Linked DNA regions of Homo sapiens: region 1 is linked to region 2. Evidence: read pairs that join two places in POLR2A ChIA-PET (ENCODE). Cell type or tissue: PC-3. All regions are shown on one strand. Each heading gives the region's core, and the rest is flanking DNA. Links, peaks and the distances in the headings are about the cores only.

Region 1 (15,521 bases), core at 3,198-11,197, 59 kb after region 2:
CCCGAAATGGGCATAAAATTTGTTTATAAAGTAGCTGCTCATAGGGATTTTCCAATAGGAACCCATTGTCATGCATAGTAATAGATACAAGATTGCTAGAGGTCAAATGTAGTGAGATGTGTGATTTCTGCTTTATATAATTGGTTCAATTTTATATTATTTTAAATTAAATAGTATCAAATATATAATAGCACTATGTGTGAAGCAACATTTTACTTACTTTACATACCTTAACTAATTGCATCCTCACAACCTTGTGAAATAGAAGCCATTACTAAAACCATTATACAGTTGGTCAGGCACGGTGGCTCACACCTGTAATCCCAGCACTTTGGGAGGCTGAGGCGGGTGGATCACAAGGTCAGGAGATCAAGACCATCCTGGCTAACACGACGAAACCCTGTCTCTACTAAAAAATATAAAAAAATTAGCCGGGCATGGTGGCAGGCGCCTGTAGTCCCAGCTACTCGGGAGGCTGAGGCAGGAGAATGGCGTGAACCCAGGAGGCGGAGCTTGCAGTGAGCTGAGATCGCTCCACTGCACTCTAGCCTGGGCAACAGAGCAAGACTCCACCTCAAAAAAAAAAACAAAACTGTTATACGGATGAAGAAAGCTAAGGCAAAGAAGGGTTAAATAACCTCTTAAGAGGTGGGAAGTATGTACTGAAGCTCACACAAATGTTAAGTGACAAGTTTAGGAATTGAATTCAGGCAGTCTAGCTGTAGAATCCTGGCTCCTATCTGCCACATTGTACTTGTCGTGGAACTATACCTTCCCATACCTTTCTCCCCAGGTGCCACTCTCTAATTCTACTCTGGGGTCATAACTATTATTAGAAGTGGGAATTTACATTAACAGTTAAAATAGCTACTGCTAAATTACTCTCCGAAAGGAAGTACCAAAAGAAAACAAAACCCCAAACAGGAAGAAGTCTTTAAAAAACACCAATGAAGTAATGGCAACTCATGATTTAAAAAAAAAAAAAAAAAACTTTATGTAACAAAGCTGGACGTCTTGACGAGTACCTGTAGTACCAAGTACTTGGGAGGCTGAGATGGGAGGATCCCTTGAAAACAGGTGTTCAGGCTGCAGTACACATAGCCCCTGCACTCCAGTCTGGACAACATAGGGCCTTAAAAAAGAAGGAAGAAATTGTTACTTATCCTGCTGTAGTGAAATCTTTGATTATCTTATATCACTCCCTCCCTCAACTTTGAGATTTTTGAGGACAGTGTCTACCTTACCAGCCTGACACAATGTAAGAATTTAGCAGGCCAGGCATGGTGGCTCACGCCTGTAATCCCAGCACTTTGGGAGGCCAAGGCGGACAGATCACAAGGGTCAAGAGATCAAGACCATCCTGCCCAACATGGTGAAACCCCATCTATACTAAAAATACAAAAATTAGCTGGGCATGGTGGCATGCGCCTGTGGTCCCAGCTACTTGGGAGGCTGAGGCAGGAGAATCACTTGAACCCGGGAGGCAGAGGTTGCGGTGAGCCAAGATCACACCATTGCATTCCAGCCTGGGCAACAAGAGCGAAACTCCATCTCAAACAAAAAGAGAGAATTTAGCAGTTTTTAGCCTAATTAATTAATTAATGGCCATTTACTAATGAGCCTATAACTCTTATTCCAATGTTGATTTCTACAAGTTTTCCCCTCCCATCACAAAAGCAAATCTACCATGTATATAAAAAGTATTTCTAATTTGCCACAAGATTGGAAACAATATATACAGCATCAATAGAAAACTGGCTAAAAAATACCTTAACAGCTGTAAAAAGGAAAGGGGGGGGTGGGGGGGATGGGATTCTCCTATGTATTGATAGAGAATGACCTTCAAGATACATTAAGTGAAAAAAATCAAGATGTAGAATGGTAAAAATTGTCTGTTACTATTCATATTTTAAGGAGAAAAGGGGAAGTCTAGAAAAAGAATACACATTTGTATTGTTTGTATATGCGTGGATATACTGTCTCTGTAAAGTTACAAAAGAAACTGGTAACATTGGTTGCTTCCACCCAGAGAACTGGGTGACAGAGTGCAAGAGGGACTTTTCACAATATACAATGTACGCTTCTTAGATTTTAAACTATCTTAATGTATTATATTAAATTTAAAAAAAGATTTTGCTCTGAGTAATTACTTTATTTAGAAAATGTCTAAATTGTTAAATTCCTTTTTCCTTATTTTCTAGGCAAAACCTATGTGGGTCTAAAAATTGTTCAGGCCCTCCTAACCAACGAGTCTGTTTGGCAAATTAGCCTCCAGAAGTTCCCCATCTTGGTTGTGTGTTATACTAATCATGCTTTGGACCAGTTTCTGGAAGGTAATACTTATAGGCAAATTTGTTCTCTATCAAGATGTTGATGATTGAACCATCAGCAACTTCAGTAGCTTTCTATTGCTCTTCAAACAAAGTCAACAGTCCTTATCATTACTTACATGGCCGTTTGTGATCTGTCCCAGCTGGACTGTGAACCACAGCTCCTACTTCTTAACCTTGTTCTCCCTAACTCCAGCAACACTGGTTATCTTCAGTTCCTTGAAAGCCTCTACGTCCTCCATTGGCCCATGCCATCCTCTGGCCTGGAATAGTTTTTTCCCTCTCCATCTTGAGCTTATTCAACCTGGCCCTACTCAACCTGGCCCTACTCATTCTTCTGGTCCCACTTTAAATCTCTCTTCTCAGGTGGACTTTTTCTATAGCCCCAAAGTGAAGTCTCTTTTGCATTTTTTATTTTTTTATAATCTATTTTATGTATCGCTACCCTAGATGAGGATTGGTCCTTTTCTTGCTGTATTCACATATCCTGGCACATATTAGGCACTCAAAAAATACTAAATAACATTAATGGATGAATAAATATATGCTTTTCCTTTATTTTTATTCTTCTATACCTCCCTTTCACCTAGATAAATCTTTATTCTTAGAGTCTGAGTTTAAATATTAGATTCTTAAAAATAGATCCCTACCCCACCCAGACTAGGTAATGTCCCCTGCTACCAGTACTCACTACATTTATTGCTGCCGTATTAATTATTTAATGAGTAACTTCCTGCCAGAGACAAAGAAATGATAACAAATCAGAAACTGGGCCTATGTTTCTACTGCTATATCTTCAGAACTTGGCACATGCCTAAAACATATGAGCAATCAGTAAATCTGCAGAGTGAAAAATATGTAACATATCCTGGGTGCTTGCTTTGTGCTGGGCCCTAGCTAGGAGCTTTAAAGATTTTCTTTCATTTATCCAGACTGTAGCCCTATATGGGAGATATTGCCATCTCTAAATCACAGACAGAGAAACTGAGACTCAAGTCACTTGCCCCAGGTTACACAGCAATAAGTGGTAGAGCTAAGAGTTGGATCCCTAGTTGTCTGATTCCAGAACCTGTACTCTTTAAGTGCTACACTTTACTGCTCTGCAGGTCACATCTTCTCGGGGACCTTCTCACTCATTAATGGGGTAAATTTCCTTTAAGCACAAGTTTATTCTCTAAGGGACCAGACTAGATCCCAAATACACACAGCTCTCACCTGAGAGAACCTAGCATAAGCTCCTCTCAACCCTGCCATGCTCCACTTTGTTCCACAGGCATCTACAATTGTCAGAAGACCAGCATTGTGCGGGTGGGTGGAAGGAGCAACAGTGAAATCCTGAAGCAGTTCACCCTAAGGGAGCTGAGGAACAAGCGGGAATTCCGCCGCAACCTCCCCATGCACCTCCGAAGGGCCTACATGAGTGTAAGTCCCAGCTCTGAAATATCTGGGGTAGTTCAAGAGGGACCTAAACAAGATAGCAGTGGCTTTCTGGGTAGGCAGCCCAGGGTAGATTTGGAGGCTCCTCAAAGCTCTGGAGGACCCAGGTTCCTTTCAGCATTCTATTCTGCCAATCCCTTGGTATGACCTTTGCCTTCACAATCCAAGATGGAGAAAAGACAAGGAAACACTGCCCATCCCCACCCTACCTTAACGCTCCTTCCCCCATACCACCCACAGCACCTCTGTGTACAGCCAACTGACCAGGGAAATGTCATCTTTTAGCTGGGCAGCAATGTGCCCAGTCAAAAATCTGAGTTCTTATTACTAAGGAAAAGAGAGAGAACAGATATTGTGAGCCTTGAAGTCTCTCCCACAGTATTCTTGGCCTGTTTGTTTTTCTGTTGTGTAGGTTGAGCATCTCAAATTGGAAAATCCAAATCCAAAACTTTCTGAGTGCCAACATTATTTCTTTTTTTGAGACAGGGTCTTGCTCAGTCACCCAGGCTGGAGTGCAGTGGCACAATCTCGGCTCACTGCAACCTCCACCTCCTAGGTTCAAGCGATTCTCTTGCCTCAGCCTCCTGAGTAGCTGGGATTACAGGCGCCCGCCATCACACCTGGCTAATTTTTGTATTTTTAGTAGAGACAAGATTTCACCATGTTGGCCAGGCTGGTCTCGATCTCTTGACCTCATGGTCCACCCGCCTCGGCCTCCCAAAGTGCTGGGATTACAGGCGTGAGCCACCGCGCCCGGCCCAACATTATTTCACATTTTGGATTTCCAGATTTGCAATGCTCAACCAGTAAGTATAAACGCAAATATTCCAAAATCTGAAACACTTCTAGTCCCAAGCATTTTGGATAAGGGATATTCAACCTGCCACCACGCCTGGCTAATTTTTGCATTTTTAGTAGAGACAGTGTTTTGCCATGTTGGCCAGGCTGGTCTTGAACTACAGACCTCAAGTGATCCACCTGCCTTGGCCTCCTAAAATGCTGGTATTACAGGCATGAGCCACCACACTCAACCGATACTAGTTCTTTGGTTTCAAGACCACAATAATGTGCCTTGGGAAATTGGTTTGTTGACCAGTCTATTTATTTATTCTCCCTCCTTACTGTTCCTGTCTTAGCTTTGCTTTCCCTCAAGGTGAGGACTGAGTTTGGGGGATGATGATATTTCCTCATCATTTCTTTCCCTCTGTTCTTGGAAGATCATGACACAGATGAAGGAGTCAGAGCAAGAGCTTCATGAAGGAGCCAAGACCCTGGAGTGCACCATGCGTGGTGTCCTACGGGAACAGTACCTGCAGAAGTACATCTCACCCCAGCACTGGGAAAGTCTCATGAATGGACCAGTGCAGGTAGGGGTCATCCTGGGGGACACAAATATGTCTCTGGCCTCAGTACTTTGAGGTAGCCTCCAGGAGAAGCATCAGTCCAAAACTTTACCTGTTTGATAATCTGATGCTGCCACAATGTGTAAAGTTCCCTTTTGTGATGAGAGGCAGCTGAATATGCTGGTCAGGAACAAAACTCGAACCAGCCTGTTGGGTTTTAGTCTGAGCTTGGCTCTGGACAAGTTACTTAATTTTCTGTGGCTGTTTCCCCTTTTATAAAATGGGGATAATAATAAGCATTAAGTTGAACCATATGAAATTGCCAACATCTGTAATATTGATTTGCAAAAAAGGCAATTTCTTACAGATCTTTGTTCTTACAGGATTGTTATTTAGATGAGCAAGGTGATATTTGTAAACTTATTAATTTAGTAACTGTACTATAAGTGTTTGTTAAATGAAATGAAGAAAATCATAACCAGAGGCAAACTAGCACAGATAGAGAACTTGGGAGTTGATAGATATAGTCATGCAGACTGACTGTGTGACTTGGGTTCATGTGATCCTCAGCAATCAAACATGGATAATAATAATGCCTACCTTCAAAAGATATGGTAAGAAATAACTGAGACAGTCTCTGTAAAGTGGCAGGCTAGGAACCCAGTGAAATGGTAGCTTTGTTACCATTAGGTTGCTGATTTACAGGATTACAAACCAAAAGCTTACAGAGGTCATTCAGGTCTTACAAATAAGTGAAGCAATCTAGATTTGAAATATTAAGAAGCGGAGAGGACTGTGGCAAACTAGAACAGATGTGGTAGCAACCCAGCTCCAGCCATTTGTTGCCATTCAGTAATAAACAGTCATTGCTGCCATAGCTCCTGATTTTGTCAAAATAGGCTGGAAAATTTTTTTAATTCTTTTTTTTTTTTCTTCTTTTTTTTTTTTTTGAGACAGAGTTCTCACTCTCTCACCCCAGGCTGCAGTGCAATGGCGCGATCTTGGCTTACTACAACCTCCGCCTCCCGGGTTCAAGCGATTCTCTTACCTTGGCCTCTTGAGTAGCTAGGATTACAGGCACCTGCCATCATGCCTGGCTAATTTTTGTAGAGACAGGGTTTCACCACATTCGCCAGGCTGGTCTTGAACTCCTGACCTCAGGTGACCCGCCCACCTCGGCTCTCCAAAGTGCTGGGATTATAGGCATGAGCCACCGTGCCCAGCCCTTTGATTTTTAAAATTCTATACAAGTCATGTTAAATGTTCCAGTTGCCCAAGGAGATGCCAGTTCACAGCCTCTGAACTTTTTTTTTTTTTAACAATATGATGTTTCTTTTTTAATTTTTTTTTTAACTTTTAAGTTCAGGGGTACGTGTGCAGGTTTGTTACGTAGGTAAACTTGTGTCATGAGGCCAAGCGCGCAGTGGCTCACGCCTGTAATCCCAGCACTTTGGGAGGCCGAGGCAGGCGGATCACGAGGTCAGGAGATTGAGACCATCCTGGCTAACACGCTGAAACCCCGTCTCTACTAAAAAAATAAAAAAATTAGCCGGGCATGGTGGCGGGCGCCTGTAGTCCCAGCTACTCAGGAGGCTGAGGCAGGAGAATGGTGTGAACCTGGGAGGCAGAGCTTGCAGTGAGCCGAGATCGTGCCACTGCACTCCAGCCTGGGCGACAGAGCAAGACTGTCTCAAAAAAAAAAAAAAAAACTTGTGTCATGGCGGTTTGTTGTACATCACCTAGATATTAAGCCTAGTACTCATCAGTTATTTTTCCTGCTCCTCTCCCTCCTCCCATCCTCCACCCTTCAATAGGCCCCAGTGTGTTGATCCCCTCTATGTGACCATGTGTTCTCATCATTTAACTTATAAGTGAGAACATGCAGTATTTGGTTTTCTGTTCTTGTGTTAGTTTGCTAAAGATAATGCCCTCAAACTCCATTCAGGTCCTCGCAAAGGACATGATCTCATTCTTTTTTATGGCTGCATAGTATTCCATGGTATATATGTACCACGTTTTCTTTATCCAGTCCTTCATTGATGCGCATTTAGGTTGATTAGATGTCTTTGCTGTTGTGAATAGTACAGCCTATAAACTTTAAGGGAATTACTTTTGATTCTTTTTTCTTTTGAGATAGGGTCTTGAGCCCAGGCTGGAGGGCAGTGGCATAATCATAGCTCACTGCAGCCTCGGCCTCCTGGGCTCAAGCAGTCCTCCCACCTCAGCCTCCTGGGTAACTGGGATTATATGTGCATGCCATCACACCCAGCTTTTTTGAGACAGAATCTTGCTTTTGTCACCCAGGCCGGAGTGTAGTGGCACAATCTCCACTCACTGCAACCTCTGCCTCCCGGGTTCAAGCAGTTCTTCTGCCTCAACCTCCTGAGTAGCTGGGACTACAGGCATGCACCACTATGCCTGGCTAATTTTTGTAGTTTTAATAAAGACAGGGTTTCACCATGTTGGCCAGGCTGGTCTCAAACTCGTGACCTCAGGTGATCCGCCTGCCTCAGCCTCCCAAAGTGTTGGGATTACAGGCGCAAGCCACCACGCCCAGTCTTTTTTTTTTCTCTCTTTTTAAAGACATAGGGTCTCACCGTATTGCCCAGGCTGGTCTTGAATTTCTGGGCTCAGGCAGTCTTCCTGCCTTGGCCTTCCAAATTGCTGGGATTACAGGCATGAGCTACCATGCCCCAATCTGCTTTTGATTCTTTGAGGAGACCCAGCCTTCACATTGGTTGTCATAGAATCCTCACAAATGATCATTCTTCTTTCCTTAGGATAGTGAATGGATTTGCTTCCAGCACTGGAAGCATTCCATGATGCTGGAGTGGCTAGGTCTTGGTGTCGGTTCTTTCACGCAAAGTGTTTCTCCAGCAGGACCTGAGAATACAGGTAAGAAGTGCATGTCTTCCTAGAATCAAATCTTAACGTAGAATATAGTAAATACCAGAACAGTGAGACTTAAAAATAATTCCCAGAATAAATAAAGAGCTATGAGTCAATCAGAGAAAGACAAATAGCTTAATATAAGGAAAAGAGATAAAATACTTTTTTTTTTTTTTTTTGAGATGGAGTTTCACTCTTGTTGCCCAGGCTGGAGTGCAGTGGTGTGATCTCGGCTCACTGCAACCTCCACCTTCCAGGTTCAAGCGATTCTCCTCTCCTGCCTTAGCCTCCCAAGTAGCTGGCATTACAGGCAAGTGCCACCACGCGCAGCTAATGAGATAAAAGACTTTTAACAGGCACATCACAAAATAGGAAATTGTTCAATAGATATATGAAAAGTGCTCATTAAAAACTAGAGGAATTAAAACCACAATGAGATAACTATTACTTACACACCAGTTTGGCAACAATTAAAGTTTGATATAACCCCATGTTGATGAGAATTTGAAGCAATGGAAACTCTGATGCACTGCTGCTGGGGATATTTAAATTTACATAACCACTTTATCATAGCAGAAAATCAGAAAGAACTCAAATGTTCATCAACATTTCTTCAATGGATGGATCAATTAAGTCAACTCAGATAATGAAATACTGTACAACAGTGAAAAGGAATGAAACACAGCATATACAGTAACACATATGAATCTCAAAAACATGCTGAATGAAAAAGGCAAGTTAGCCGGGCATAGTGGCCCATGCATGTAATCCCAGCACTTTGCAAGTGCAAGGCAGGAGGATCGTTTCAGCCCAGAAGTTGGAGACCAGCCTGGGCAACATAATGAGACCCTGTCTTTACTAAAAAAAAAAAGGAAAAAGTTTAGCTGGGTGTGGTGGTGCGTGCCTGTAGTCCCAGCTACTTAGGTGGCTGAGGCGAGAGGATGGCTTGAGCTCAGGAGGTTGAGGCTGCAGTGAGCCATGACTGCAATGCTGCACTACAGCCTGAGTGACAGACATAGTCTCAAAAAAAAAAAAGGCAAGTTATGGAAACATATATACTAGACAATGTGTTACTTAGATACAGTATAAATGTGGTAACATTATTATCTTTTAAAAAGGAAATGAGTAATATAAAATTCGGGTTAGGAAGGCTAACAAAGGTCTTCAAAAAATTTGTCAGTTTTCTACTTAAATTGGGTGGAAGGTACTTGGGTATTCATTTTATATATTTTTATTATCCTTTATATTACATATTTACATTGTATGCCCTCCATTGTATATGTATTTGGTATAAGTAAAACCTTTATTTATTTATTGTGTATTTATTTTATTTATTTATTTATTTATTTATTTTTTTTTGAGACTGAGTCTCACAGTCTCACTCTGTCCACCAGGCTGCAGTGCAATGGTGTGATCTCGGCTCACTGCAACCTCTGCCTCCTAGGTTCGAGCAATTCTCCTGCCTCAGCTTCCCAAGTAGCTGGGATTACAGGCACACTCACCACACCCAGCTTATTTTGTATTTTTAGTAAAGATGGGGTTTCCCCATGTTGGCCAGGCTGGTCTTGAGCTCCTGACCTCAGGTGATCTGCCCACCTCGGCCTCCCAGAGTGCTGGGATTACAGGCATGAGCCACCACGCCCAGCCTTATTTATTTATTTTTGAGATGGAGTCTCACTCTGTTGCCCAGGCTGGAGTGCAATGGCACGATCTCGGCTCACTGCAACTTCCACCTCCTGGGTTCAAGTGATTCTCCTGCCTCAGCCTCCCAGGTAGCTAGAAATACAGGCATGCGCCACCACACTTGGCTAATTTTTGTATTTTTAGTAAAGACAGAGTTTCACCGTGTTGGCCAGGCTGGTCTCGAACTCCTGACGTCAGGTGATCCACCCACCTCAGCCTCCCAGAGTGCTGGGATACAGGCATAAGCCCCACGCACAGCCAAAACCTTTCTTTAAAAGGCATATATTCGTATGATTTTTTAACGTAAAACGTAACAAAAAGTATATAAGGAGACCTTAAGCCTTTCCTAACTCTCCTCTCATTCCTTTTAGTTTCTCTTCTCAAAAATAATCACATAGGGCTGGGTGCAGTGGCTCACACCTGTAATCCCAGCACTTTGGGAGGCCGAGGCAGGCCTGAGGTCGGGAGTTCGAGACCAGCCTGACCAACATGGAGAAACCCTGTCTCTACTAAAAATACAAAATTAGCTGGGCGTGGTGGTGCATGCCTGTAATGCCAACTACTCGGGAGGCTGAGGCAGGAGAATCGCTTGAACCCGGGAGGTGGAGGTTGTGGTGAGCCAAGATTGTGCCATTGCACTCCAGCCTGGGCAACGAGTGAAACTCCGTCTCAAAAAAAAAAAAAAAATCACATAAACCCTTGATAATGTCTTCATGCATCTGAGCTCTTGCAGGTGCCGTCTTCTGTCCCTTAGCTTCAAGAGTTTCCATCTCTGGCCAGGCACGGTGGCTCACGCCTGTAATCCCAGCACTTTGGGAAGCCAAGGCGGGCAGATCACGAGGTCAGGAGTTCGAGACCAGCCTGACCAACATGGTGAAACCCCATCTCTACTAAAAATACAAAATTAGCCTACAAAATTAGCCAGGCGTGGTGGTGGGTGCATGTAATCCCAGCTACTCAGGAGGCTGAGGCCGGAGAATCACTTGAACCCAGGAGGCAGAGGTTGCAATGAGCCAAGATCGCACCACCGCACTCCACCCTGGGCAAAAGAGCGAGATTCCATATCAAAAAAAAAAAAAAAAAGAGTTTTCATCTCTCTCCTGCCTGTTTCTCTCTCTTAGCCCAGGCAGAAGGGGATGAGGAGGAAGAAGGGGAGGAGGAGAGTTCGCTGATAGAGATCGCAGAGGAAGCTGACCTGATTCAAGCAGACCGGGTGATTGAGGAGGAAGAGGTGGTGAGGCCCCAGCGGCGGAAGAAGGAAGAGAGTGGAGCAGACCAGGAGTTGGCTAAAATGCTTCTGGCCATGAGGCTAGACCATTGTGGCACTGGGACAGCAGCTGGACAGGAGCAAGCCACAGGAGAGTGGCAGGTAAACTCACTTCCTTGGGTTGAAACAGGCCTGAGAGTGTTCTGACCGCTTGTTTTCCCCCACTTCTGATACAGTATATTCACTTCACCATTACAATTAGCTAAGTACCTGTATTACAGCCTACCCCTGGTATGAGATGGCTTTAGTGATTCCCAAGGATATAAATACGATGGTTCTTCAGAGGGCCTCTGGCAAGAAATGCCAACTTAGAAAGACAGGAAGCAGGTAGCCAAGTGCTTCTGTAGAACTTGTGGAAGAATGTAGCACATATGAGTCAGGTCAAACACGGTCTCAGTACTTAATGCCTTCAGGAGTGTTGTTTTCTCTATTTCAAATGAGTTTGTGAACATGTACTAAGATTTTAGAGGATTAAAGTAAGCAATGAAGCGAGACCTCCAGGCTGGATGGAATATTCCTCCTTCATTCAGCCTGGAATTTGACACTTCTCTTAAAGCCAGAATTGTATGAATGCCCAGGTGTCTTCATGTAGCCTTCCCTCTGCTCCTTTTGGTGGAGCCTAGTAGTCCTCACTGTTTACCATGCATAACTATGATGATCGAGGATTAGATATTCAAAATAAGAATTTGTAAACCTTACCAATGATTTGAGAACTTTCAAGGGCAACTTTGGATGCAGTTTTCATCTGAGTGCTGGCTTTGCACCTGATCTAGTTCAGTTCAGTATCACTATATGTGGTGAGCGGAGTCATGATCTCAATTCTTAGAAGCACAGATTCAGCATCTCTCCCAGGAGGCATCAGGAAAGGTTGATTTGTTTCATTTTGAAGCAGCGGGAAGATCTTTATTTAGTGACATCTGTCTGACTTGCGAGCCTTCTAAAGGCTCATAGCCTCAGACTCAGTGACGGCCAGAAGAGAGCACTTTCTCATAAACAGTGCTTTCCACCACTTGTTAAAGGTACTGTGTTGATACGATGGCAGTAGGACCGTTTTAGCAGGCACTGTGCCAAGTCCTGTGTGAAGCACCAGTTGCTAGGCACTGGTTGTACAGCATTCAACAAGAAAGTACCACCCCCATGACTTTCATGGCATGCATTTTAGGAACAAGAAACAGGCTATGGTCAAAGATGTTTAATGATAACTAGTGCTAGTACTAGTATAAATGCTTTCCACGTATTTACTCCTGACAAGCCAACAATCCTATAAAGAGATACCATTATTATTCCCATTTTATAGAAGGTGATACTGAGGGACACAGAGGTTAGGTCATTTACCTTACTAGGTCCCACAACCTAGTAAGAGGTAGAGTAGGGCTTTGAAGCCAGGCAAACTGGCTCCAGAGTCCTTGTTTAGCCACTCTACAGTGGAAGAGCTGTTGGGAGAATGTAAGACACTTGACATTAATCAGTGATGCCAGCCCTTTTTCTTACGTGCTGTGACCCCTGCCTTGGGCTTAAAACCAAGCCTGCCTCTGCTCAGACAGTACCCTGCCTGGTATTGATGTCTGCAGACCCAGCGCAACCAGAAAAAGAAAATGAAAAAAAGAGTGAAGGATGAGCTTCGCAAACTGAACACCATGACTGCAGCCGAGGCCAACGAGATCGAGGATGTTTGGCAGCTGGACCTCAGTTCTCGCTGGCAGCTTTATAGGTACTGTGTTCCACATCTAGCCAACCCATGTAGGGAGTTCCTCTTCTGTTCCTAGAACATTCTCCACCTCCAAGACCTTCAACGATGTTAACTAATTATTGATTGAGCACCACCACTGAGCTGAGTGATAGGGATACAGCCATGGGATAGAATAGACACTTTGCTCTACTTTCATGGAGCTTATAGAGTCTATCCAGGGTAACAAATTAATTATTACCTTCGTGGAGCCTATGGAGTCTATCCAGGGTAACAAATTAATCACGTAATTCCACAAATAAAAAGTTACAAATGGGTATAAAAACTCAGAAAAGAACAGAGAGGTAACAGGCACAATGACTCACACCTGTAATCTCACCACTTTGGGAGGCTGAGGCTAGAGGATCTCTTGAGGCCCAGGGTTCAAGACCAGCCTGGGCAACATAGTGAGACCTCATCTCTACAGGAAAAAAAAAAAAGAGTAGGAGAGGCCGGGCGCAGTAGCTCACGCCTTTAATGCTAGCACTTCGGGAGGCCGAGACAGGCGGATCACAAGGTCAGGAGATTGAGACCATCCTGGCTAACACAGTGAAACCCCGTCTCTACTAAAAACACAAAAAATTAGCTGGGCGTGGTGGCCGGTGCCTATAATCCCAGCTACTCGGGAGGCTGAGGCAGGAGAATCGCTTGAACCCGGAGGTGGAGGTTGTAGTGAGCCAAGATCACGCCATTGCACTCCAGCCTGGGTGACAGAGCAAGACTCCGTCTTTTAAAAAAAAAAAAAAAAAAGTAGTAGAAAGCCGTTGGAAAGTTTTACAGCGATTAGTGACATCATCAGTTTTACTAATAAAATAAATACTCTATGGAGAATTAGAGGAGGGGAGGGAAATTAGGCAGGGATGCTGCAGCTGGGAGAATTCTTCCCAAAGTTTTTAAAGTCTCTTATTTTCTTCCCATAGTTAACCTTTGTTCTTTATCTCACCCCTTTCCTTAGCTCCTGACTACTCTGCACATCTTTTTGTTGGGCATTTTGGATTCTTAGGTCCCTGAATGTATCTCTCTGTTTGTCACTATGCTCCAAGGGTCCAAGGTTCACTTCATACACTGGGCACACTGAAGGGCGTTCTTCCACCTTCTCAAAGAGCATGTGGCTTTCTTTCCTTGGTTCTTCCCATTCTCCAGGCTCTGGCTACAGTTGTACCAGGCTGACACCCGCCGGAAGATCCTCAGCTATGAACGCCAGTACCGCACATCAGCAGAAAGAATGGCCGAGCTGAGACTCCAGGAAGACCTGCACATTCTTAAAGATGCCCAGGTTGTAGGAATGACAACCACAGGTAAGAAACTGTGGAGAAATTTGCCTGTTGCATCTAAGTTCACTTCTGGTGCCAGATTATCTAAGGACAGGTAAAGAGGAGCTTCTTTGGTAGGTTAGAGGAAAATACCATGAAAAGCTACTGAAAGCACCCATATTTTGAGAACTCTTGGTGAAATTCACTCACTTTCGCCAGGCGCAGTGGCTCACGCCTATAATCCCAACACTTTGGGAGGCCAAGGCAGGTGGATCACCTGAGGTCATAAGTTTGCAATCAGCCTGGCCAACATGGTGAAATCTCATCTCTACTAAAAATACAAAAATTAGCTGGGTGTAGTGGTGGGTGCCTGTAATCCTGGCTACTCGGGAGGCTGGGGCACAAGAATCACTTGAACCTGGGAGGTGGAGGTTGCAGTCAGCTGAGATCGCACCACTGCACTCCAGCCTGGGTGACAGAGTGAGACTGTCTCAAAGAAAAAAAAAAAAAGAAAAAAGAAATTCACTCACTTTCTCCTGCTGGGTTTGAAACTCCAACAGTGACCAACACAGTTTTAATGTTCTGGAGACCACCCAGAACACTATAAGGACCAGCTGTCGCTGATGCAGGTTCAGGGAAGATACAGAAGTGGATTCCCAGAGGCCCAGTGGCCCTGTGGGTCCTGTGCCTCAGCTCAGAGGAGCCTTTCTCTTCTTTCCTCACTTGAGGTGCTGCCAAATACCGCCAGATCCTACAGAAGGTGGAGCCGAGGATTGTCATAGTGGAAGAAGCTGCGGAAGTCCTTGAGGCCCATACCATTGCCACATTGAGCAAAGCTTGCCAGCACCTCATTTTGATTGGGGACCACCAGCAGGTAAAACGAGAGTCCCCCTAGAAGATGGGCTGGCTCTCCGTGGGGGTGAGATCATAAAGGAAGACCCTGGCCTCTGCTTCAACAGTCCTCAAGCTTATTAGTAGCTTCTTGTGATTCCTCTTGTCTTCACCTCCCACGTTCAGTCTAAGAGCAGATGCTATTAGATTTGGGGTATATTTTAGTGGCAACGTCATTTATTTCATCCATTCCCTCTGCTATTTACCTAGTCCACCATGGCCTCTTGAGTGGACTGTATTGTAATAGCATGCTCCTCAGTCTCTCTGCTTCCATTTTTGCTACCTTTTAATGCACTCTACATAAAGGAGCCAAAGTGAATTTTTTTAAAAAAAAGGTAGATAGATAATATCACTTTCCAGCTGAAAACCCTCCAGTGGTGTCCCATTGCACTTGCATAAAAATCAAGCTTCTTAAAGTGGCCCACAAAGGCTTATGTGATCAGGTTTCAGCTTATTTCTCTGACTTCATCCCATTTGCTCTTGGTGTCCCACTGTGTCCTTTCCGCTCCCCATTATGGATCTTGCTTTTCAAATGACTGAAGAACTGGCAACTTCTGCCATGCTAGTGTCTACTCAGATGTCACTGTTCAGAGGCCTAGCTAGAAAAAACCCACCATGGGGCACTCTGTCATATCACCTTTAGTTCTACTAATCCTTAACCCTTGTCATTATTAATCCTTAAACTGTGAGTATGTAGAATAG
Region 2 (15,521 bases), core at 4,892-12,891:
ACTGATTGATTGATCTCTAGAGACAGGGTCTTGTAGTGCAATCAGTTCACTACAACCTCAAACTTCTGGGCTCAAGTGATCCTCCTGCGTCAGCTTCCCGAGCAGCTGGGACTTCGGGTGTGCGCACCACCACAAATATCCTAGGATATTTGCTGGAACTATGGGGAAAGAGGCCTTCTCTTCAGCTGTTAGGCTGGTTAGAGGGAAGCCTGAAGCTGTCAAAGACCATTACAGGGAAAAGCCTGCCTGAGAATGAGGCCAACTGAGAGGAAAACAGAGCTGAGACATGGAGAGAGATTCCTGGCAACATTGCTTGAGCTCCTGGATCCAGCCATGCCTGAATGCAGCCCCTGGAATTTTAGTTACAGGAGCCACACAGTTTTGCTCAGTTCAGGTTAAGTTGGGTCTCCTATCACCTGCATACAAAGTCCTGACTGATTCACACAGGGAGAGGAGCAGAAAGAAGACTGAGAAGCCCAGTGGAGTTCAGAGCTTCTGAACTCATTCACAAGATGAGAAGGGGGATCAGGGCAAAGGAAGGCAAAGCCCCATTCCAAACTCAGACCCTACCCAAGAACTCATGGAGGGCCCTGCAGTCCAGCCTGACTGTTCCCACTGAGAGCCACCCCTGGGGCCCATCCCCACTCATGCAATGACTGCTGGCACTCCACTCCCTGGTGGCTCCAGTACTCCACACAGCCAGCCCGCTCTTCCAGCAGCGGGAAGGGGACACCCCCATTCCTCGGCTCCTGCAGGACACGCCTCCGGTGTACATGGTAGGAGACCTGGCAGGTTTCACACAGCGACTGCAGCCACTCCACTGTGCCACAGTGCAGGAGACTGCTGGAAGAGAAGGTGGTGTCTGCAAGGGAGACCTCTGTGGGGTTTAGCTAGCCAGCATCCAGGTCTTCTCCACCTTCCCCACAATCTGAACCCCCAAAACACCACACCAAGTGCTAGAACTCTTGCAAACCTCAGTCTATGCCTTCCTTGAAAGTTTCCCTATGACAACTCTTCATATGTTCACCTAAACTTAGAATTCCACCTTTATCCAATCATCTTATTGATGATCACTTAGGTCGTCTCCATCACTCATTCCTTCAATAAACATTTCCTAAGCACTTAGGGCAACTGATGCTTCAATTTCTTCTTTTGTCAAATGGGAATAAGAATAGTATCTAACTGATAGGGTGGCCTTAAGGGTTCAACCAAATATGAAATATAAAGCATTTGCTCCCAGCACATAGCAGGTGTTTAATAAGCACTAACTATTCCTCTACATCAGTGAAAATGAGCCACAGCTACACTGTCAGTAACCTGAAGGGGAAATAAATTACTTGCAAAAGGATTCACATGTCTAATGTGATGCTTTTTATATACAGTCTTGTTTGTTTGTTTGTTTGTTTGTTTGAGACGGTGTCTAGCTCTGTTGCCCAGGCTGAAGTGCAGTGGTGTGATCTCGGCTCACTGCTACCTCTGCCTCCCAGGTTCAAGCGATTCTCCTGCCTCAGCCTCCTGAGAAGCTGGGATTACAGGCACCCACCACCATGCCTGGCTAATTTTTTGTATTTTTAGCAGAGAAAGCGTTTCTCCATGCTAGCCAGACTGATCTCAAACTCCTCACCTCAAGTGATCTGCCCACCTCGGCCTCCCAAAGTGCTGGGATTACAGGCGTGAGCCACTGCGCCTGGCCTATATAGTTTTTTAAAACTGCAAAACGGTACTATAAAGTATTTAGGCATTCATACAGGCATAGTAAATACATATATATGCAGCCAGTCCTCATGATTTACAGATTCTGTATTTGCTACTTTGCTTATTTGCTGAAATTATTTTTAACCCTAAAATCAATACTTGCAGCACATTTATAGTTACTCACAGACAAGCGAAGATTAGTGAAAAATTTGAGTAACTCAATGTGCAGGTTCCAAGCTGAAGTTAAACAGGGCCCCACTCTGTCTTCTTGTTCCAGCTTCATACAGATGTTACCAGAGGACAGAGACAGTAGGGACAGGTCTATGTAGTGCAAGAAGCTCCAGCCCTGGGCCAGTTGGATGGGGTTTGAATCCCAACTCCAGCAACTGTTAGGGAGGCAGCCTCGGGCGAGTCTCTTAACACTTCCTAACACTCTTTGGTAAAATGAAGAAAATGGAATTGACCAGGATGAGTTGTTTTTAGGATCTAAAGTATAAACTAAGTGAGATATGTGTGTACATATTTCCCCTAGGGGCCATTGGTTAATTCAGTATTGGTTAATTCAGTCTTTGTGGCAACTTTACAGAACATAACTACTGTGAATCACAAGAAAGTCCTGTAGCCAGGCGCTATTACTCACACCTGTAATCCCAGCACTTTGGGAGGCCAAGGCAGGAGGATCGCTTGAGCCCAGGAGTTTCAGACCAGCCTGGGCAACATGGTGAAATCCCATCTCTACCAAAAAAGAAAAATACAAAGACTAGCCAGGTATGGTGGTGCACGCCTGTAGTCCCAGCTACTAGGGAAAGTGAGGCAGAAGGATCACTTGAGCCTGGGAGGTAGAGGTTGCAGTGAGCCAAGACTGTGCCACTGCATTCCAGCCTGGGCGACGGATCGAGATTCTGTTTCAAAAAAAAAAAAAAGAATGTACAGTGTATGTTTATGTACATAAACACACACATACCCCCATATATGCATGGGAATTTTAAATGTCAAATTCAGCATTGTGACAATCTCTGGGGAGAGTGGGACAGCAGGTGACTACAGGAGGGAAACAGACACTGCAGTGGCAATTGTCAAGGTTTGTTTCTTAGCTTTTCCCGAGGGTTTGTTGTATTATCTCTCTACATTGGTGGTGTATGTCGGAAATATTTCATCATCACAAAAGGAACGTGCTGGGTTCCCCCATCCTTGAGGTGCTTCACATGTCTACCACAGGTGGTATTTCTAATGATGTCCCCGCTGGGACCGACACTTCTTCATTCCAAGTCCACACTCCCAGATCAGGACCAGAGCAAATCAGACAGGGAAAGGCAGTCTAGCAGAAACGGAATCTGGGCACTTCCCCAGCGAGAGACTTTCTACGGATGTGCCAGCAAGTTTTGTCAGCGGCACACACACACATTTGCTGCACATGCAAGGCGGCCACCACTGTCAGAATTAATTCACTCATACCCCAAATATTTACCAAGCATCTGCAGCGAGCCCAGAACTGTCTTGGGTGCTGGAGACACAGCGTTTAACAAGAAAGATGAGGTCTGTCTTCAGGAAAAGCCCTCCCAGCTATGAGACATGTCCTAATTCAGCAACGTGAAAATGTGAAGAGGGAAAAAATCATGTGCATCCTTGATGAAGGAATGGCGTTATTGTGCCAAAGACAAGCAGCAGTGCCTCTGGAAGGTCAGGAAGTCACATATTCTTTGCATAAATCTCAGAGGTTTAAAATTTTTTTCTTGGAGCAAACAATCCTTCAATCTGCCCATCTTAGCAGAGTTGAAAAGCTCAGAGGGAAGGAAGGAAAAAGAAAGAAAGGAAGGTAAACAAGAGAAGAAAGGAAACAGAAAGAGGGAGGGCAAGAAGGAGGAGGGAGGGGAGACACCCAGTGTGGCAACCTAAGACTGATCAAGTGCTTTCATCATCCATCTAATAACCCCGTTCATTGTGCTTTGGATGCTAAACCAAGCAAGTCCCATACATGACTTCATTTAATCCTCACAACAGTCTCCTGAAACTCTGTACTCCCTCTCCATACTCAACCCCCAGCAAGCCTGTGCATCTCCCAGCCTCTCCCTGGCTGCCAGTAGAGTTGAACCAGTGGGGAACACCAGCGGGGATGAGAGGAGCAGAGGGCAGGAGGAGAGTGCACCCAAGGTGTTTATTGTCCCCCATTTTGGGGAAGGGGGCCCTTGGCTGCAGATCCTACTCTCACAGGCTCCAATAACACCATTTCCTCCTGTCCTGTACTGCTGCCCCCACCTCTGTGAATAGAGCCCTTGTTTTCTATTATACCCTTCTGGGGGTACCATCTGTCACTTGCCAGGTCCCCAACTCCTAATGTGTTTGCACTATTGTCAAACCCAGCTCAGAGATGAGGCCACTGGGGCTTAAGAGGCAGAATCCCTAAGTTGAGCCAAGGATGTAGAGTCAGACAAACCTGGATTTGAACCACAGTCTCGGGTTTGTTGCAATGGCGAATGCAAAGCACTGGCCATACTGTAAATGCCCAGTTCAATGGTCTTTATGCATTCGTTCAACAACAATTTAGGACCTACTGTGTGCAGAGCACTGGGCTGGGTGCTGGGAACACAGATGACCAAAACAGGTACAGCCCTGCCCTCAAGGAGCTGACATTCAGTGGGGGAAACAGACAATAAACAATAACATGCAACCATGTAATTTCAACTAGTGATCTGTGCTTTGAGAAAAAACAGCAGGTCAAGAGTGGCCAGGGTTGAGAGAGAGGCAGGGAAAAAAAGAAAGAGTGCCAAGGGTGGTGTAACAAGAAACTATTTTAGGCAGGAGTCAAGGAAGTCCTCCAAGACAAGGACATCTGAACAGAGCCCCCAAGAAAGTGATGAAGGGAACTGTGTAGGAAGGGAACTGTATTCCAGGCACAAAACAGGCAGTGCAAAGTCGCTGAGGCAGGGTAAAGGTAGGATATCAGAGGGACAGTGAGGAGGCCAGTGTCGCTGCAGGAAAATAAGCCAGAGGAAAAGTGGTAGGAGGTGACATCAGAGAGGGAGGGGACAAAGATAGCATATAGGGCCTTGAGGACTGTTGTAAGGAGTTCAGATTTTATTCTAGGCATGACGAAAAGCCATTGCCGAGTTCTGAGCAGAGATGTGACGTGGTGATACCAAAGGTTTCAAAAGGATGACTGCCCATCTCTCTGGGTGGGGGTGAGGGCAGAAGCATGATGGCTCCTGCGGTTTCCCAGGAGAGAAAGGATTATCTACAGTAGAAGAAGCTGCTAGAAGAATGAGTTTTGTGTCACTGAAAGTGTTCACAATGTGGCTAAAAAACCTGGCAGGAAGACTGCAGACCAGATTCAGGCACTGGCTGGACAGCTGGACCAAGGGGTATCCCCAAAGTCCACCACGATCTCCTGCCCTGCCTGCCAGGCAGGTGAGAGATTTTGCGGAAAATTAGGCAGGCACCACCCTGCACGTGTTCTACCCGTCTCACTGGCAGCACGCACACAAGAGGGAACCATCATCACCCCTCGCATAGGCCCAGGATCACAAACTCAGTACATCTGTGGTTATTCTCGTAGTGTCTGCCTCCTCCATTAGAGTGTCAGCTCCACAACAATAGGGTCCTCATTTGTCATGTTCCCTGCTGTATCCCATCACCAAGCACAGGGCCTGGCACACAGCAACTCAGGAAGTGATGTGCCACTGAACAATGAGTGAGCAAATCTTGCCTTAGCAACAACAAAGGAAATATAACCACAGGCTGACATTGCAAAAAGGCAACACCAGATAGCAGTGTTTCTCAAAGCAAAGCCCAGCCCACTTTTCCTGACCAAAGAAGAAATTCTAGCTTCCCAGCCTTACAGAAAGGGGTAGGGCGGTGGTAAGGCTGCTCACTGAGTCCTGGATACCCAGATGACATCGTGCCAGCTGAGCCTGCCATGGCCAGACCACATTTCCCACAGACCCCTTAGAATCGCTTCACCCCACCCTTACAGGCCCAGGCTCATGAAGGAACACCTTTTTTTTTTTTTTTTTTTTTTTTTAAGATGGAGTCTCTCTCTGTCGCCCAGGCTGGAGTGCAGTGGCACCATCTCGGCTCCCTGCAACCTCCGCCTCCCAGGTTCAAACGATCCTCCTGCCTCAGCCTCCGGAGTAGCTGGGACTATAGGCACGTGCCACCACACCCAGCTAATTTTTGTATTTTTAGTAGAGACAGGGTTTCACTATGTTGGCCAGGCTGGTCTCAAACTCCTGACCTTGTGATCCACCCACCTCAGCCTCTCAAAATGCTGGCATGAGCCACGGGGCCCAGCCAAGGAATGTCTTTCTGCATTATCCAAACCCCGCTTTCTCCTCTGAACCACACTGCCCAGCCTCCTTACCATCTGCCCTCCTTATTGTCTACCAAAAGGATTTTCTAGAATACAGTTCTGGCCTGTTCCCTGAAATCCCTCAGTGGTTCCCATCTCCTATTGAGGGGGTTCACGAAGGATCTTTTTTGACAGTGGATCATAGATGGAGACCCCCAAGCTCAGTGGCTAAAAATCTACATTTTCCTGCAACTCATCCACAGTCATTTACCGTGCCCTCCTCCTATTCAACATCTCAGCACACTTTACCCAAAGTTTCCCAAAGCACGTGGTCTCCCACAGCTGAGTAGTACCCTCCCAGCCTCCTTTCCCCCATCTTCTGGGAATACCACCTCAGTTTTCTTCTGAGAAACCAAAACTCCCCACTCTCAATCCACATGGTTTGGACAGGGCTGATCGCACCCTCTCGTTCCTGGTATGAGGCAGGTGACCCCCACATGGCCAGTTGATATATTCCTTCTCCCTGGGTTCAGTGATTGATTGGGTCAGCAATGACCATTTAATCCAAACTGAGCCCATGAGAACCAGCCCTGGGATTTTGGCTGGAACTGGGGAAAAATGCTCTCAATCCATTAAGGATGGCAGTTTACAGCTACTGTCTTTGACCACTAGCTTTGCTACCACTTGGTGACAGCATGCCTGTAAATGAAGTTAACACAAGAAAAGCCGAAGAATGGAAAGAGATAGAGTCCTGATGACATCCTTGGAGCCCCTGGATCCAGTCATGCCTGAAGCTCTGGAATCCCTGGGTTGTTCTTTAGTTACCTAAGCCAATAAATATCCTTGTTAACTTAAGTTAAATTGTGTCACAACCCTAAGAGTACTAAGTCTACAGGAAACACATAAGTGTATATGTAGGGACATCAACCATACAGGGTTGAGATGATATTTAAGAAGTATAGAATACATGGAAACATTCTGTAAATAACTTGGAAAATACAGTGGTGTCTATCTTTCAAGGCCTTACTAATCACTCCAGCCCCACTCTCTCCCTGCCTCCACACCATCCTCACCAATCATTTCCAAGCTTCACCTTGCTCAGACTGAAATTATTTATTCCTTTCCCAACTACCTTGTCTCCCAAAAATAGACAATAAGCTTGAGGGGTACCAGAACTCCAGCCTTGCTTCCATCCCCCAGTGCTTCTAGCTGAATTGGGCACACAGAAGGTGGCCACCAATTGTAATTGAGGCTGGGTGTGGAGGCTCACACTGGTAATTCCAGCACTTTGGGAGGCCAAGGCTGGAGGATAGCTTGAGCCCAGGAGTTTGAGACCAGCCTGGAAAAGATGGTAAAACTCCATCTCTACAAAAAATACAAAAAAAAAAAAAAAAAAAAAAAAAAAAAGCTGGGTGTGGTGGCCCACACCTGTAGTCCCAGCTACTCAGGAGACTGAGGTAGGAGGATCACTTGAGCCTGGGAGGCAGAGGTTGCAGTGAGCCATGATTGCACCACTGCACTCCAGCCTGGGTGACACAGTGAAACCCTGAAAAATAAAAAGAAAGGAAGGAAGAAAGAGAGAGAGAAAAAGAAAAGAAAAGAGAGAAGGAAGGAAAGAAAGAAAAAGAAAAAAAAAGAAAATTTTAATTGAACTAAATGGGGAAGATGTCAAGGGGTCTCCTTACACCTGTAGACTCAAGCTTCCCTCTCCTAACATTCTTGAGTCTCTGCCACCCTTGAGCTGCTATACAATATTGAGATCTGGAGTCAGACTGCTGGAGTGCAAATCCCAGATCTGCTGTTTAAGAGCTGTGCAACCCAGAACACGTCACTTAACCTCTCTGTGCCTTAGTTCCTCATCTGTAAAACAGACATGATAACACTGTTCCATAGCGTTATTATGAGGCTTAAATGAGACAATTTACTTCAAGCACTTAAAATAGTACCTTCCTGACATTTGGTATTTCATAAATATTAGATTTGTTGTTTGCGGATTTTGTTTGTTTTTTAAGTCATCTTCAACATCTCCCTCTATTACAATTGATCACTTAAGGCAGTTGACTTTATCTCCTAAAAATAGCCCATGAAAAAAGCAAATACTTCTCTACATCTTTTGCCTCCTAACTAGTCCCCTCCTGCCTGCTCCCCTGGGAGGTGGAAAGTGAACTTTTCCCTGCGTCTCTTCACAAGACCCTGCTCCAGATAAGGAGGCAGATCCCAAAAGAGCAAAACAAAGGTGAAAGCAAAGCTTTGAGGCTCCTGGTTCCTCCAGCCCCCACTCCGTATAGAAAGGACATCTCTTGGGAGGGGCTAACATTGTGTGATTCTGTGGGTGTCGGTCAGACCATGAGAAAGTATCACTGATGCCTTTGCCTGGACCCATCCTGGGCCCCCACTCCTGCGCTGTGGCAGGGGAGCCCCTGTTGGTGGTGCTAACCTGGGACTTCAGCTCCAATCAGTACAGACCCGCGGCTGCATGAACTCTCTACACAGAAAACCAACCAGTACAAAAGCACCCCCAGGCAGTCCTTCCCCAAATTTAATCTGGAAGGAGTTCTCTTTTGCCTATGGCTTGAGAAGACACCACATCCAAAATTACTTTCTCATCTCACTGCTGCCTGAATTTCCAACGTTGGCCACTCCTGGCAGCAAGGAGCTAGAAGACTCAGAATCAGACCCAGCTCCTCCACTGGCTGGGAATTCTTGACTGCCCAAAGCCCTCTCCTCTCTGAGCCTTGCTTTTCTTGACTGCTAAACAGGGATGTTATTCCATACCTGAACCCCAGAGGGCAGGGAGAATGTATTCAGGTTCCAGGGGACATCCAGCCCAGCTTCTGGGCACAGAGGGATAGGTGATTAATGGATGTTAGGTCCCTTACATTTTTATTTATTTATTTATTTATTTATTTATTTTTGAGACATGATCTCGCTCTGTCACCCAGGCTGGAGTGCAGTGGCATAATCATAGCTCACTGCAGGCTCAACCTCCTGGGCTCAAGTGATTCTCCCACCTCAGTCTCCTGAGTAGCTGGTGCTACAGGCAGTCATCACCATTTGAGGCTAATTTTTTTTTAATTTTTTGTAGAGACTGGGTCTTCCAATATTGCCCAGGCTGGTCTCGAACTCCTGGCCTCAAATGATCCTCCCACAGCCTCCCCAAGTGTTGGGATTACAAGCATGAGCCACTGTGCCCGACCCATTATGCATTTTTTTAAAAGCGCCCTCTCTGTCTTTTAAAACAAATTTCTGAAGGAAGCTCTAGTGATATCACACGGTAGAGGGGCCCAATCAATCACTTTCCTCCCTGACATAGGAAAGTTGGGTCATAACCGTTTTACAGGGTGACAGAATTTAGATTTTTTTTTTGTCTCCAGTGGGTGTGAAAACTTTACTTCTGGGATTTAAAAAGGATAGAGAGCCAGACATGGTGGTGCGTGCCTGTCATCCAGCTACTTGGGAGGCTGAGGCAGAAGAATCGCTTGAGCCCAGGAGTTCGAGGCTGCAGTGAATGATGATCGCACCACGGCACTCCAGCCTGGGCGACAGAGCAAGGCTCCATCTCTAGAAGAAGGGAGTGGGGTGGCGGGGGGGGAGGGGATAGGCAGCGTCCTTCCCACTAATGACTCAACTAAAATAGCCCTTAATAGAGCGCTGTGGGTACCACTCTGGAGGAGCCTTTACCAGGAATGCTTGGACTAGCCCGGTGGCCACGCCCAGCACGCGGACCACAGATGGACTTCACCTGCGTATCTGTCAGGCCCCTCGGCTTCTGGACCCGCCTGCCTGAGTTCTAACCAGCTTGGACACACTAGTTTTGGAATCACTCAGACCGTTCCGCCTCCGCTTTGAGCGTCTTTCCATCCTTGCTCTCCAAGCGTTAGCCCTTTTCTTGGTTTCTCCATGCTCCTTGTCACCTTCTCCATTCGCCTTGTGACCCCTCCGCCCGAAAGAAGCTTGCAACCCCTCCTCCCTCGCAGCTCTCTTGGCCCCGCGCCCGTCCCCAGCTGGGGCTCTCAGATAAAATACAGGACTCCGAGTTAGATTTCAATTTCAGAAAAACAACAAATAATTTTTTAGTATAAGTATATCCCATGCGATATTTAGGACATATTTTTCTCTAGAAAGATTTGTTTATCTGAAATTCGAGTTTAACTGGGTGTGCTGTATTTTGATTTGCGAAATCTGGCGCCCTACCTCAACCCAAGCGCCTCCCTCCCCTCGAGGCCCTCCAAGCTTCACGACCCCCCCGACACCGCTTACTGGGTGCGCTCCTTCCTCTCTCGCACCAGGCGCTCTCCTTCCTGCCTGCGCCTCTTGTGCTCATTTCCCTTCCACCGCCTGCGTCCCGCACCTGGGCCGAATCCTCCACCTTCCTGCCGCCCTTCAAGTCCTGTGAGCAGTCCTTGCGCCCCTCCTCCGAAACACCCCTCAACTCTCCACGAGTCCCTCTCCTTCAGGTCCCCCGAGATGAACGCACCCAGGTTCATAACCTGCGCGTCTTTCTCGGCTCGCAGCTCCACAGCCAGTGCTTCCCCTTTAGGTCCTGAGTGTCTGCGTCCCTCCTTGCCCGCGCGACCCCCTGCACGTCCCGTCTGCCCCGCGGCGCACCCTTCCAGTCCCCAAGCGCCGCGCCCCGCCCTCGGCTCGTGTGACCCCTCCAAGCCCAGAGCCCCCTAGGTGCTGGGCTCCCTTCCTCCGCTCATCCCCCGCCCCAGCTCCCCTCCGCTCCGAGCGTTCCGCTAGTGCCTTGCCTTTCCCCGGGTGCACCTGGGCAGACCCGCGTATAGTCTGCGCAGCAGTCCCGCGCCGCGCCGCGCCGCACGCTTGGTCGCAGAAGCAGCGCGGGGGCCCGCGGGCGACAAACATCGGGTCACGGCCAGGACAGCAGCGGCCCAGCGCGGCGGAGCCCTGCCAGGGCAAGAGCACGCCCAGCGGCCCCCGCTCCCAGGCCCCCGTGGCCACCGCGGCCAGGACGAGCGACAGGGACAGGATTCGCGCCACGCCACGCATGCCCATGGTCGGGCTCAAGCTAGGTACCGGGACGCCAACGGAGACAGATCTTGTGTAGCCTGCCTTGAGTTGGGGGCGGAGGCTCCCAGACCCGACCCCTCCTCGGACCCACCTCCTACCTGTCACCGAGCTGATGTCCACCCCGATTCCTACCGTCCAAACTTTGCGCAGCTCTTTGTAGTGGTGAAATACCCAGATATGGTCATAATAATCTCAACAACTTTGCAGAGCTCCTCATTGCCTCCAGGTTCCAGGAAGACAGGGGCGATACAGCCCCTATGCCATTAATTGTAATAGCAAAAATACCAACCGTAACTGCTAATATTATTAAAATAGTAGTAACCGCCATAATAATTGCCAGGGAACCAGGCTCTATGTGTCATCAGTATTGCCCAAACCTGAGGCTCTTGGGTGCCCTTTCATTTTTTCACCATATTCTACCACCTTGGCTATTATTTCCTGGGTGTTTCTCTTTAAATGGACTTGCTTTTTAAACTTAAAGTAATTTTATTTTTTTAAATGCCACATCACTCAAGAGAATGAGAAGACAAACCCACCAAACCCACAGAATGGGAAAAATTATTTGCAAAAGACACACCTGATAAAGAACTGCTGTCCAAAATATATAAAGAACTTTTAGAACTCAATAACAAGAAGACAAAAGACCTCATTAAAAAATTGGCAAAAGAGGCCAGGCACCATGGCTCAGGTCTGTAAAATCCCAGCACTTTGGGAGGCCGAGGCGGGTGGATCACCTGAGGTCAGGAGTTCGAGACCAGCCTGACCAACATGGTGAAACCCCATCTCTACTAAAAATACAAAAAATTAGCCAAGTGTGGTGGCGGGTACCTGTAATCCCAGCTACTCAGGAGGCTGAGGCAGGAGAATCCCTTGAACCCAGGAGGGGGAGGTAGCAGTGAGCCAAGATTGCACCATTGCGCTCCAGCCTGGGCAACAAGAGCAAAACGCCGTCTCAAAAAAAAAAAAAAAAAAAATAGGCAAAAGAACTAAGCAGATACCTCAACCAAAGAAGATATACAGATGGCAAATAAACATATGAAATGATGCTCAACATCACCTGTCGTTAGGAGATTGCAAATGAAAATACTAATGAGATAACACTACATGCCTATTCAAAGGATTAAAATCCTAAACGCTGGTGAGGACGTGGAGCAACGGGAACTCTTTTTCATTTCTGGTAGGAAAACAAAATGGTATAGCCATTGTGGGAGACAGTTTGGCAGTTTCTTACAAAATGAAATGTACACTTACCATATGATCCAATATTCATGCTCCTTGGTATTTACCCAAATGAGCTGAAAATTTATGTCCACACAAAGACCTGCACACAGATGTTCCTAGAAGTTTTATTAATGATTCCCCAAACTTGGGAGCAACCACGATTTCCTTCAGGAGGTGAATGGATAAATATACTGTGGTAAATCCAGGCAATGGAATATTATTCAGCACTAAAAAGAAATAAGCTATCAAGCCACAAAAAGACGTGGAAGAAACTTAAGTGCATTTTATTAACTGAAAGAAGACAATCTGAAAAAGACTACATACTGTATGATTCCAACTACATGACATTGTGGAAAAAGCAAAACCATGAAGACAGTAAAATTATCAGTGGTTTCCTGGGGTTAGGCTGGAGGGAGGGATGAATAGGTGGAGCACAGAGGATTTTTAGGGCAGTTAAACTATTCTGCATGATACTATAATGGTGGATACATGTCATTGTACATTTGTCCAAACCCATAGAATGTGCAGCACCAAGAGTGAACCCTAAGGCAAACTATGGGCTTTGGATGATAAGGATGTATCAGTGCAGGTTCATCGATTGTAACAAATGTACCACTGGTGTAGGACCTTGGTAGTGGGAAAAACTGAGGGGTGGGAGGAGCAGGGAATATATGAGAACTCTGTACTTTCTGTTCAATTTTGCCGTGAACCAAAAACTTCTCTAAAAAATAGTCTATTTTAATAAGAAAAGGAAAGGAAAAAAATATATCACTACTATAAATGGAAAACCAGCAATATTTTTCATAAAGAGAAGAGACCAGGCACGGTGGCTCACGCCTGTAATCCCAGCACTTTGGGAGGACGAGGTGGGTGCATCACCTGAGGTCAGGAGTTCAAGACCAGCCTGACCAATGTGGTGAAACCCCATCTTTACTAAAAATACAAAAATTAGCTGGGCTTGGCAGTGGGCGCCTGTAATCCCAACTACTTGGGAGGCTGTGGTAGGAGAATCACTTGAACCTGGGAGGCAGAGGTTGCAGTGAACCAAGATTGTGCCACTGCACTCTACCCTGGGCAACAAGCAAGACTCCGTCTCAAAAAAAAAATAAAAATAAAAAAGAGAGAAGGAAGGAAGGGTAGAAAGATAGAGGAGGTGCAAGGATGACACTGTAAGTGAGCTAAATCCTCATGTATTGGAGCAAAAATCAATAGATAACACCTAAAGCTGATAAATCAATGAATGGCTACATTCAAACATTATTTAGCTCTATGGAAATAAACAACTAGAAGAAATCGCTACACAGGCTAGAAGTGGTTGCCATGACAATTAAGCATATGAAGATGCTCAACCTTCTAACAATATATTTCAAATGTAAAAGTGCAGAGATACATTTCTTACCAATTCTACAGCACAGATTAAAGATGTTGATTTTTATTTGAATAGAATTGGGGAAGGTGTAGGGAAAGGGGCACTTAAGTATGAAGTCTGCAAACAAGAACATCAATACAGTCTCATTTTGTCAATACCTATTAAAAGTACAAAAGCACAGCCTATAATACTGGGATTCCAGTATTTTGGGAGGCTGAGGCGGGAGGATTGCTTGAGCCCAGACGTTTGAGACCAGCCTGGGCAACATAGGAAGACCCTGTCTCTACTAAAAATAAAATTTAAATATTAGCCAGGCATGGGGGCACACACCTGTGGTCCCAGCTACTCAGGAGGCTGAGACAGGAGGATCACTTCAGCCCGGGAAGTCAAGCTACAGTGAGCCATGATCGTGCCACTGCAATCCAGCCTGGGTGACAGAGCGAGACCCTGTCTCAAAAATAAATGAATAAATAAAAATTTTAAAAAATGACAAAAGCACACGTCTTTTGATTCAGGAATCTTTACTGAGAGAGGCATACATGTGCAAGAAAACATGAGTACAAGATTATTTGCTGTTTCACTGTAATATCAAAAGGTTGGCATCAACCTCAGTGTCCCTCAGTAGGGGCTGGTTACATGAATTACGGTCCATCCCTACAGTGGAATATTGTGCAGTCCCCTAAAATAATAAAGCAGTTATTTACCTACTGATATGGAAGACCTTCAAAATATATGGTTAAGTGGAAAAGCAAGGTGCAGAACAGCATTTGTAGCAAGTTACCCTTTCTGGGTTGGTGGTGGTGGTTGTTTTTGAGACGGTGTTTTCCTCTTGTTGCCCAGGCTAGAGTGCAATGGCACAACCTCAGCTCACTGCAACCTCCGCCTCCCAAGTTCAAGCAATTCTCCTGCCTCAGCCTCCCAAGTAGGTGGGATTACAGGCATGAGCCACCACGCCCAGCTAATTTTGTATTTTTAGTAGAGACAAGCGTTTCACCATGTTGGTCAGGCTGGTCTTGAACTCCTGACCTCAGGTGATGCACCCACCGTGGCCTCCCAAAGTGCTGGGATTACAGGCATGAACCACCATTCCCAGCCCTGTTTTATTTTTTAAGGCTGTTTATATTATATGCTGACATATGCATAGCATATCTCTGGAAGGAGATGTAATACACTGGTAGAAGTGGTTGTCTTTAGGGAGAGGAGCTGGGTGGGGAGAAGGAAGGAGGGAGACTTAATCTCTTTACCTTTTTTGTACCTTTTGAAATTTTTAGCACACGCCTTGTGTTACCTATTCCAATAAATGTGAAAGAAATGTTAAGCAATTGCCTCTGGGGAACTGAACAGGCAGTGGGAGAAAAGGACAGGTTTTTTTCTGTTTTGTTTTGTTTTGTTTTGTTTTGTTCAAGACAAGGTCTCACTCTGTCACTCAGGCTGGAGTGTAGTGGCACAATCACGGCTCACTGCAGCCTGGACCTCCCAGGCTCAGGTGATCCTCCCACTTCAGCTTCTCCAGTAGCTGGGACTACAGCCATGTGCCACCACATCCAGCTAATTTTTGTATTTTTTGTAGAGATAGGGTTTCACCATGTTTGCCAGGCTGGTCTCGAACTCCTGGCCTCAAGTGATCTGCCCACCTCAGACTCCCAAAGTGCTGGGATTACAGATGTGATCTCAGCTCACTGCAACCTCTTTCTCCTGGGTTCAAGTGATTCTCCTGCCTCACCCTCCCGAGTAGCTGGGATTACAGATGCCCACCACCATGCCCAGCTAATTTTTCTATTTTTAGTAGAGATAGGGTTTCACCATGTTGGCCAAGCTGGTCTTGAACTCCTGACCTCGAGTGATCTGCCCGCCTCGGCCTCCCAAAGTGCTGGGATTAAATGCGTGAGCCATCGTGTCTGGCCTGATTAATGCATACTT

What was found. Peaks named below come from ENCODE experiments on the same cell type or tissue, not always from the same donor. Only the 100,000 strongest peaks of a DNase experiment are listed, where the experiment ranks them.
Region 1: POLR2A ChIA-PET joins it to region 2 with 13 read pairs; 23 of 35 experiments call an interaction of 5 or more read pairs at or near these places.

Annotation. Positions count from the first base shown.
Region 1 is chr20:49,252,947-49,268,467 of GRCh38, reverse strand. It overlaps ZNFX1 (zinc finger NFX1-type containing 1), which reads left to right. Exons shown (of 14, transcript NM_021035.3): 4 at 2,202-2,333; 5 at 3,604-3,752; 6 at 4,985-5,134; 7 at 7,891-8,005; 8 at 10,804-11,051; 9 at 12,521-12,660; 10 at 13,819-13,973; 11 at 14,657-14,802. Among named protein-coding and RNA genes, the nearest start is that of ZNFX1, 17 kb to the left of the region's middle. In PC-3, for the core only: no CTCF peak of the experiment used is centred there; no DNase peak of the experiment used is centred there; H3K4me3 peaks cover 317 bases; H3K27ac peaks cover 1,410 bases.
Region 2 is chr20:49,313,812-49,329,332 of GRCh38, reverse strand. No RefSeq gene overlaps it. Among named protein-coding and RNA genes, the nearest start is that of SNORD12, 41 kb to the right of the region's middle. RefSeq lists enhancers at 4,604-5,103, 5,104-5,605, 9,716-10,297, 10,298-10,879. In PC-3, for the core only: CTCF peaks have their summits at 5,454 and 8,629; DNase peaks (open chromatin) are centred at 5,432 and 8,672; H3K4me3 peaks cover 1,029 bases; H3K27me3 peaks cover 3,658 bases.